Linked DNA regions of Homo sapiens: region 1 is linked to region 2. A link is an interaction called in ENCODE POLR2A ChIA-PET data of the cell type or tissue named here. Cell type or tissue: OCI-LY7. All regions are shown on one strand.

Region 1 (5,000 bases), 130 kb before region 2:
CTAGGCCCAGCTAATTTTTGTATTTTTAGAGATAGGATATTTTAGAGATAGGGTTTCGCCATGTTGGCCAGGCTGGTTTCGAACTCCTGGACTGAAGTAATCTGCCTGCTTCGGCCTCCCCAAGTGACGGGATTGCAGGCGTGAGCCACTGCGCCTGGCTTACATTACAGTTTATAATGGAGGCTGTCATTTAAAAATGTCTTAGGTGAGCTGGTAAGAGATGCTCGCTCAATACCACTCCCACAAAGGAAACCGCATATGTCATACATGATGTACGCTGTCAGATTTTCATATCTAAATTTCATTGGAAAGAAAACAGGAAAGCAACATTTCTGTATAAAACAAAGATGGTTTTGTATTGGCAGGCATGAACCACCATGCCCAGCCCTTTTTTGGGGTTTTTGACCTAACAAAGGCAAAAGGCTATGAGGAATGTGACTGAAACACGATTTGACAATATCGAAGTGGAAAAAGCACACACTATAGGACCCAGCAGTCCCACTTCTAAGAATTTACTGTAAACAACAAACCAGCTTGAGTGTATAAGGAAATGTGACAGGAATGGTCACAGGTTACAGTGTTCATAATTAGGAAAACAAACAACAACAACAACAAAAACGGGCTGAGGCAGGAGGATTGCTTGAGCTCAGGAGTTCGAGAGCCATGATTACACCACTGCACTCCAGCCTGGGGGACAGAGCAAGAACCTGCCTCTAAAAAACATAAATAGGCCAGGCGCGGTGGCTCACGCATGTAATCCCAGCACTTTGGGGGGCCGAGGTGGGTGGATCACCTGAGGTCAGGATTTTAAGACAAGCCTGGCCAACATGGAGAAATCCCGTCTCTGATAAAAATATAAAAATTAGCTGGGCATGGTGGAGGGTGCCTGTATTCCCAGCTACTCAGGAAGCTGAGGCAGGAGAATTGCTTGAACCTGGGAGGGGGAGGTTGCAGTGAGCCAAGATCGCGCCATTGCACTCCAGCTTGGGCGACTAGAGTGAAACTCTGCCTCAAAAAAAATTTTAAGAAAGGCTGGGCGCGGTGGTTCATGCCTGTAATCCCAGTACTTTGCAAGGCTGAGGCAGGCAGATCACAAGTTCAGGAGTTCAAGACCAGCCTGGCCAACATGGTGAAACCCCGTCCCTACTAAAAATACAAAAATTAGCTGGGCATGGTGGTGCGTGCCTATAATCCCAGCTACTCAGGAGGCTGAGGCAGGAGAATTGCTTGAACCGGGACCCGGGAGGCAGAGGTTGCAGTGAGCCGAGATCGCGCCACTGCACTCCAGACTGGGCTACCGAGTCAGGCTCCGTCTCACAAAAAAAAAAAAAAGAAAAAAAAATTTAACCTGGAAGTCAGGTACTCATCCATAAGTGAGTAAGCAACTGCATCCGCATATGGGCCTCATGCAGGGGATGGGAAGGTAGGAGCAGATATGGAAAAACAGTCATAGGCTAGGCACCATGGCTGTAATCCCAGCACTTTGAGAGGCCAGGGTGGGTGGATCACCTGAGGTCAGGAGTTCAAGACCAGGCTAGGCAACATGGCAAAACCCTGTCCCTACAAAAAATATAAAAATTAGCAGGGCATGGTGGCTGTGAGCCTGTACTCCCAGCTACTTGGGAGGCTGAGGCAGGAGAATCGCTTGAGCACGAGAGGTGGAGGTTGCAGTGAGCTGAGATTATGCCATTGTACTCCAGCCTGGGTGACAGGAGAAGCCCTGTCTAAAAATAAATAAATAAATAAATAAAAATAAAAATAGTCATAAAAGTCATAAAATACTAAGTGAGGAAAAGTTAGCTGTAAAGTGAGTGTCATTTGAGCCCTTTATTTAAAGTGAAAAATGTGTTTCTATTAAAACAAAATAAAGACAACAGATGCCAAACTACTAACAGTGACATCTCCAAGGAATGGAGCCGGACAAGGCAGGAGGAAGAAGCAAGTCTCCTCGTTTACACATACACATTATTTTAATGTGATTATGTGCAATATTATATAATTTAAAAAAAATTAAAAGGACCTGGCACAGTGCCTCATGCCTATAATCCCAGCACTTTCGGAGGCCAAAGTGGGAGGATCACTTGAGGCCAGGAGTTCGAGACCAGCCTGGACAACATGGTGAAACCCCCTCTACTAAAAATACAAAAAATTAGCCTGGTGTGGTGGCGCACACCTGTAGTCCCAGCTACTCAGAAGGCTGAGACAGAAGACTTGCTTGAACCCGGGAGACAGAGGTTGCAGTGAGTGGAGATGGCACCACTGCACTCTAGCCTGGGCGACAAAGCAAGGCTCCATCTCAAACAACAACAACAGCAACAACAAAAAACAAGAGCCCCCAGTTGTCCCTGGTAGACTTCTCACCTGAGCATGAACTAAACCTGTGTTTTAAGCTGTTGAGATCTGGGGAGGCTCTTTTTCCTCAGCATTCAGGCTTAAAAATGAGTATTCCCTTAAGTGGCATTCTGGGATTAGGAATATTATTCTATGTTCAGTTTAACTAATAATCATCTTATAGACTTTTCCCACATCCTCATCAGTCTTCAATATTCTGGACTGAATTTCCTAATTCTCACCTACTCTGAAAGTCCTTATTTTTAAATAGGGTTTGGCTCAGAGACAAGAGCAGCTCTGTGATTCAGATTCAGAGCTGTCTTATCAGAGTTGGCGCCAGCAAACTCCTCCTGTAAATTAGGGCCAGGAGATAAGTAGTTTAGGCTTTGGAGGACATATGGTCCCTGTTCTAATTACTCTGTAAACAGATGAGCACAGCTGTGATCTATTAAAACTTTGCATAAACAGGTGGTGTGGCAGATTTGGACCACAGATCAGAGTTTGCTAACTAAATGGAGCCTTCTAGTAACCAGAGCTGCCTACAGCAGCAACAGGCTCCCTCGAGCCAGGGGATTCCTTGTTAGTGACAAATACAAACTTAGAGGCTGTGAAGACAGTGCCTCTCGCCTCGCAGGTACTGGATTCTGTTCTGCGTGGCAGGTGTTCTCGATGGTCTCAATGAATCCTCATCAGAATCACCACGGAAGGGAGAAAAGCTCACTCTAGTCGTCATCTTGCCACCTCGCCCGGCCCATCACCCATGGAGGCACGAGGTCTGATCCTTCCTGGTGGCCTGTGTGCTCAGAGAGCTTAGTTCTCAGCACTTTTTTTCATCCTGAAATGCTCATTTGGCACCAAATGACTTCTGAGCAGGCTTCTGCCTTTTTTTTTTTTTTTTTTTTTTGAGACAGAGTCTTACTCTGTCACCCAGGCTGGAGTGCAGTGGTGTGATCTCAGCTCACTGCAACCTCTGCCTCCCAGGTTGAAGCAATTCTCATGTCTCAGTCTCCCAAATAGCTGGGATTACAGGTGTGTGCCACCATGCCCAGCTAATTTTTTTGTACTTTATTAATAGAGACAGTGTTTTACCATGTTGGCCATGCTGGTCTTGAACTCCTGACCTCAAGTGATCCACCCATCTTGGCCTTCCAAAGTTCTGGGATTACAGGTGTAAGCCACCAAGCCCAGCCAGGCTTCTATTCTTGATACAATTTTTTTTTTTTTTTTTTTTTTTAAGACAGAGTTTCGCTCTTGTTGCCCAGGCTGGAGTGCAATGGCGCGATCTCGACTCACTGCAACCTCCGCCTCCCAGGTTCAAACGATTCTCCTGCCTCAGCCTCCCAAGTAGCTGGGATTACAGGCATGTGCCACCACACCCGGCTAATTTTGTATTTTTTTTAGTAGAGACGGGGTTTCTCCATGTTGGTCAGGCTGGTCTGGTCTCAAACTCCTGACCTCAAGTGATCCGCCCACCTCGGTCTCCCAAAGTGCTGGGATTACAGGGGTGAGCCACCACGCCCAGCTGATACAATTTTTAAAACAGCTCATTGATGACCTCCAGGCTGTTCAACAGAAGCATCTCAAATTCCTTTTGACCATGTAGCAAGGAACACACCTGGCATGCTTCCGAAACAAAACCATGCATGGGGCCGGACATTGACCACCTCTCAGTGCTCAGGTCACCTGCTTAGGTCATGGCCAACACACAGGTGTCACGGGGCTCCACAAGGCCACAAGCTTCACTGCCCCTACCCAGGGGCCCAGAGCAGCTCCGCCTCTCATTACCTCATGTCATTTTACACACTAAGCCTACCTCAGAAAACACCGAGGAAATGGGGTGCCTGGCTCCTTCCACTTCTCACCTCACACTTCCCAGTGCACACAGGAGCCCCAGAGGCAATGAGAGAGCAGAAACTCTGCCTCGTTCAACAGTTTCTATCTCAGATGATGAACAGAAATGAGGAGCCTCTCACTATTACCTACTGAAAATACAAGCAGGTAAATGTTCTTCTCTTGAGTTAAACAGGAAACCTAAGAGATTCCTGGCTGGGCGTGGTGACTCACACCTATAATCCCAGCACTTTGGGAGGCCAAGGCAGGAGGATCGCTTGAGGCCAGGAGTACAAGACCAGCCTTGGCAACATGGTAAAACCCTGTCTCTACAAGAAAAAATAAAAGTAAATAAAATACCTATTTAAAAAAAGAAGAAAAGATTTCTGAAAGGCACAACTTCCTGACAAACTTTGTTCCCAAAGTGGTCGTGACCTGTGAAGATGGGGAGACGTCATGACCTGAGGATGGGGGGAGGTCATGGCCTGTGAGGATGGGGGGAGGTCATGACCTATAAGGATGAGTGGAGGTAATGATCCGTGAGGATGGGTGCAAGTCATGAATTGAGCATGGGGGAGGTCATGACCTGTGAGGATGTGGGAGGTCATGACCTGAGGATCGGTGGTCATGACGTATGAGGATGCGGGGAGTTCATGACCTGAGGCTGGGGGGATGTCATGACCTGAGGATGGGTGGAGAACACTGTCATTCCGACTGAGCATCAGCTCCTCCATGATGTTTGGCCTGTTTAAATGTTCACAACTGGTTGATGATCAACGCCACACACTGCTAATGAGGAGCTCAGCACAGTAAGGAGGGGCCAGGGGATCTTGTTTACA
Region 2 (5,000 bases):
AAGGAATGAAGGAAATTGGGGAAAAAAATCAGAATTAGGCAAAAACCACAATAATAAGTTTCAGACAAGACCCATGGATGGATGCTAAAATCAGTGAGTAAAATTGATCACAGTCTCAGAGTACATCCCCTAAGATGTCTACGATAATAGTCGTAAAAGGATAAACAGGCAGATACCACCACCTTAACCAAATGATTAACATCTAAGACACAGCAACATCATGAATTCTCAGATATGATGTGCTGAGAAGAGCACAACACACTTAAAAATGCATAATCTCATTCTAATCATGAAAAAACTCAGACAAGTCCAGGTGCAGCGGCTCACGCCTGTAATCCCAGTGCTTTGGGAGGCTGAGGCGGATGGATCACCTGAGGTCAGGAGACCAGCCTGGCCAACATGATGAAACCCCATCTCTATTAAAAATACAAAAAACTAGCTGGGCACGATGGCAAGCGCCTGTAATCCCAGTTATTTGGGAGGCTGAGGCAGGAGAATCGCTTGAACCTGGGAGACAGAGGTTGCAGTGAGCCAAGATTGCGCCACTGCACTCCAGCATGGGCAACAGGGGCAAAACTCCATCTCAAGCAAACAAACAAACAAACAAAAACAAAAAAATCAGACGAGCCAAATGCAGTGGCTCACACCTGTAATCCCAGCTATTTGGGAGGCTAAGGCAGGAGGACTGCTTTAGCCCAGGAGTTTGAGGAAGACCCTGTCTCGAAACAACAAAAAAAACCCTAAGAATAACTGTCCTAGACTGTGTGTATATGTGTGTATGAATTGGGATTTTATTTTGTAAAGGACCCCAGGTGATTCTAAAGTTCAACTAAGATGGAGAGTCACTGCACCAACCCTTTTCTTCTCAGCTCACTTTGTCCTGGGCCCATATCTCATGGTTTTGGGTCTACTGTGGAAGTACCTTCTCTACAGAACAAAGACAAAGCAATAGAACCCAAATTCTTCCAATTCCCTTTGGGATCTATTCCCTTCTTCTCCTGCCTACCAGTATGAACTTCTATGGGATTATGCTGATGAGAAAAAATAAATTACATTTAAGTGACTGATACCAAAAACTGGAATTACTTCACAGATGAGAAACCTGGTCCCAGATACAGTGCACCTTCTGGACCTCAGTATCTTCAATTTTAAAATCATTGTTTTGAATCTGATTTCTAATTGTTAAGCTGAAGTGTTTCTTTAAATTTTTAAGTTGGTTAAAATGTGTGTGTGTGTGTGTGTGTGTGTGTGTGTGTGAAAGAACCTGCTCCCTCATCCTCAACAGCCTCATCAATCTCCACCCATTACCCATTTTTATTAGTTGCTTATCTTTCCATTATTTCCTCATGCAAACACAAATACATATTAATTTATTTACACGTATTAGAGTAAAGTGATTTCTAAATCTGAAGAGGCATCAGACTCATCCAGGGAGCTTTTTAAACAAGTGGACACTTAGTTTCTATTTTATACCTATTGACTGAACAAAACCCCTGGAGAGTGGAGCCCAGAACTTTGACAAAGTTCTCTCAGGCAGTTTTCTGTGACAGACACCTCTCAGGGTACTTACCCCAGCCCACATCACCTTTACCCAATAGGGATCTGTCCCCTTTTGTCTGTGCTGTTGAGAGTATTGCTCCTGGCCACAGCTGATGAGGTACTACCCAGCCCAGACAAGAATCCATTCTAAGGTAGAGCTGGGCCAACTAGCTCCTCTTCTCAGACAGCCTGGAGCTGGAGCACAGAGACTCCAAGGGGCCAGGCTGGCTGGCAGAAGAGTATCTGGTTGCATAACTGGGAATGCTGGGATGGGCCACATGCACCCAGACTTCATTCTGCAGAGAGGAGCCAAGTAGTAGACAGATCTGGACTGCAGAAACAAGGCCTGCTGCTCCACAGAGAATGACAGAGGCACTGCCTTGGTTCTCAGTGACTTCCCAATTCTTCAATCTAGTCCTCCATTCCTCAGGTCTTCAGTAGGTTTTCTGGAGTGAGTGAAGGCAGCAGGAGTTTCAGCAGTCGTCCTGCAGATCATCTGTTACTCTGAATATGCAGTGGGTGAGTGTTGTGGGCGTGGCTGTTATCTGGGGGCAGGTTGAAAAGCTGCAACACTGCCACTGACTCTGGCAGTTATTTCTCTGTCTAGGTCTTTGCTTGTGTTTGGAACAGATGTATTTACTGCTCAAGAGTGCAAATGAGGAGACAATATGGGAAGAAAAGAAAAGAAATTTCAGAAATAAGATTTCCACTGTAACTTGAGAAATAAAAAATTTGAGTAATTTCACAAGAACTCATAATTCTGCTTAACTAGTATTCCGTAGGATGACAGTGGCAATGTGGCAGCTTTTCAACCTGCCCCCAGATAGCAGCCATGCCCACAACACTAACCCACGATACATTCAGAGTAACAGATGATCTCCAGGACGAATGTTCAAACTTGTGCCGTCTTCGCTCACTCCCGAAAACCTACTTAAGTGATAGAGTATATTTGAAGAAATAACCTTCAAACTATTCAACTTTTATTTTGGGTCAAGATACAAAGCCTTGGTCTTGGAAGTCCTGAAACCTGAATTCAAGTTCTTGTATTGTATCACAGCTCTGTGCTTGTAACCTCGGGCAATTATCTTAACCTCACTGAACCTCAGTATCTTCCTCTGTAAAATGTAAAGAATACTTATCTCACATATAAGGTTACTTGGATGAACAGGTACGTGAACTTGTTTCATAAATTCAATACAAACAGTGTCACTGCCATCTAGATTTTTATCACTTTCATCTCCAATCTCACTTTTTTCATTATTTTAATATAATTTTAAATAATTACCTTTTTTTTTGAGATGGAGTCCTGCTCTGTCACCCAGGCTGGAATGCAGTGGCGCAACCTCGGGTCACTGCAACCTCCGCCTCCCAGGTTCAAGCAATTCTCCTGTCTCAGCCACCCAAGTAGCTGGGATTACAGGCACCCCGCAATTTTTTTGTATTTTTAGTAGAGACAGGGTTTCACCATGTTGGGCAGGCTGGTCTGGAACTCCTCGCCTCAAGTGATCTGCCTGCCTTGGCCACCCAAAGTGCTGGGATTACAGGTGTGAGCCACCGCACCTGGCCCTTAAATAATTAAATTTAATAATCATTATCATTCTTATTCTTTTTGTTGATAACTGTAAACTCTGCATTAGTTTTCCTTATATTTCTTTTCCTTTTTTTTTTTGGAGACAGAATCTCGCCTTGGCTAGAGTGCAGTGGTGCAATCTTGGCTAACTGCAACCTCTGCCTCCCGGGTTCAAGTGATTTTCCCCCCTCAGCCTCCTGAGTAGCTGGGATTACAGGTGCCCGCCACCACACTCAGCTAATTTTTATATTTTTCAGTAGCGACAGAGTGGTCAGGCTGGTCTCGAACCCCTGTCCTCAGGTGATCCACCTGCTTTGGCCTCCCAAAATGCTGGGATTACAGGCGTGAGCCACCAGGCCTGCCCAGTTTTCCTTATATTTCATTAGGCATAAAAATTATGAAGCTGGGTGCGGTGGCTCACACCTGTAATCCCAGCACTTTGGGAGGCCGAGGCGGGTGGATCACCTGAGGTCAGGAGTTCGAGACCCGCCTGACCAACATGGCAAAACCCCACCTCTACTAAAAATACAAAATTAGCCAGGCATGGTGCTGCATGCCTTTAATCCCAGTTACTTGGGAGGCTGAGGCAGGAGAATCACTTGAACCAGGGAGGCAGAGGCTGCAGTGAGCCAAGATCGCGCTACTGCACTCCAGCCTGGGCGACAGAGCGAGACTCTGTCTCAAAACAAAACAACAACAAAAACAAAAAACAAAAAACTCTATCTATCTATCTATCTATCTATCTATCTATCTATCTATCTGCATGCTAATTTTTAGAACATGATAACTACATAGGACTTTAAAATAGTTAAAAGTCCTACCATAGAGTCGAGGTGACTTAGCCAGTCACCCAAAAACAGAGCTAGGATTAACCCTTATTCATTCTTCTGAATTCTATGTTCTTTCCATTATACAAGAATGTGCCCAGAAAATCCTACACAACAGAACTCTGGGAAGAGCTAAGCTGAGAAATGGTACAGAATGCTGCCTTCAAAACCCAAGAAAATAAACACATTATAAACAAAGAACAAAGATAAGACTCAACTGCAAGGAACACAGCAAGCAAATTTTAAAGGGCAGCCCAGGAAGGAGCTGAGAGTGTTAAGTACAAACCATCAAGGCTCAAGAGAAAAGGAGATGGCTTCACAGAATCAAAAACCCACAAGAAGTCAGGCATGATGGCTCGCACCTGTAATCCCAGCATTTGGGGAAGCTGACGCAGATGGATGGCTTGCCCCTACCAGTTTCAGACCAGCCTGGGCAACACAGAAAGCAGTCTCCATCAACACGAAACATTTTAAAAATTAGCTGGGTGTGATGGCTCCTGCCTGTAGTCCCAGCTACTCGAGAGGCTGAACTGAGGGAGGAAGGGACCCAGAATCACCCAGCTATGATCACTGCAGTCTAGCCTGTGCAACAGAGACCCTGTCTCTAAAACTAACTAAAGAAATAAATAGCAGGAAGAAGTAAAAAGAAAGATCTAGGATGCAGGAAGAGAATGAGAAGACACATACCCGGACCCAGCCAAAAAAATAAAAATCAACAATGATTACTCTCGAAATTGATGTTATGAAATCAATGCCAAACAGTAATACATAAATAAATAAATCCTGATACAAAATAGTAAAATGCATGCAGAAATGTAAGCAAACAAGAGTGCAAAAGAATACCTGCACACTCAGAGTCAAGTAGGGCTGGTTCTACATTGTTAAAGGACACAGAGGCTGGCTGCTACACGCTGGGGGAGGGAAGAAATGGAGAGTGACTGCTCATGGGAATGGGGTTGCTTTTTGAGGTAATAAAATGTTCTGGGATTAGACAGTGGTGGTGGTTCCAAAACTTTGTGAATATATACTGAAAACAACTAAATTATATTCTTTTTAAAGGTGAA

The links. ChIA-PET counts read pairs that join two places held together with the same protein. Peaks named below come from ENCODE experiments on the same cell type or tissue, not always from the same donor. Only the 100,000 strongest peaks of a DNase experiment are listed, where the experiment ranks them.
Region 1: POLR2A ChIA-PET joins it to region 2 with 28 read pairs; 4 of 35 experiments call an interaction of 5 or more read pairs at or near these places.

Annotation. Positions count from the first base shown.
Region 1 is chr22:21,705,119-21,710,118 of GRCh38, forward strand. The region is part of intron 2 of YPEL1 (yippee like 1); the gene reads right to left. Among named protein-coding and RNA genes, the nearest start is that of YPEL1, 28 kb to the right of the region's middle. RefSeq lists an enhancer at 4,925-5,000. In OCI-LY7, no CTCF peak of the experiment used is centred here; a DNase peak (open chromatin) is centred at 2,823; H3K4me3 peaks cover 463 bases; H3K27ac peaks cover 1,177 bases.
Region 2 is chr22:21,830,744-21,835,743 of GRCh38, forward strand. All of the region lies in intron 1 of MAPK1 (mitogen-activated protein kinase 1), which reads right to left. Among named protein-coding and RNA genes, the nearest start is that of MAPK1, 34 kb to the right of the region's middle. In OCI-LY7, no CTCF peak of the experiment used is centred here; a DNase peak (open chromatin) is centred at 4,308; H3K4me3 peaks cover 1,435 bases; H3K27ac peaks cover 1,669 bases.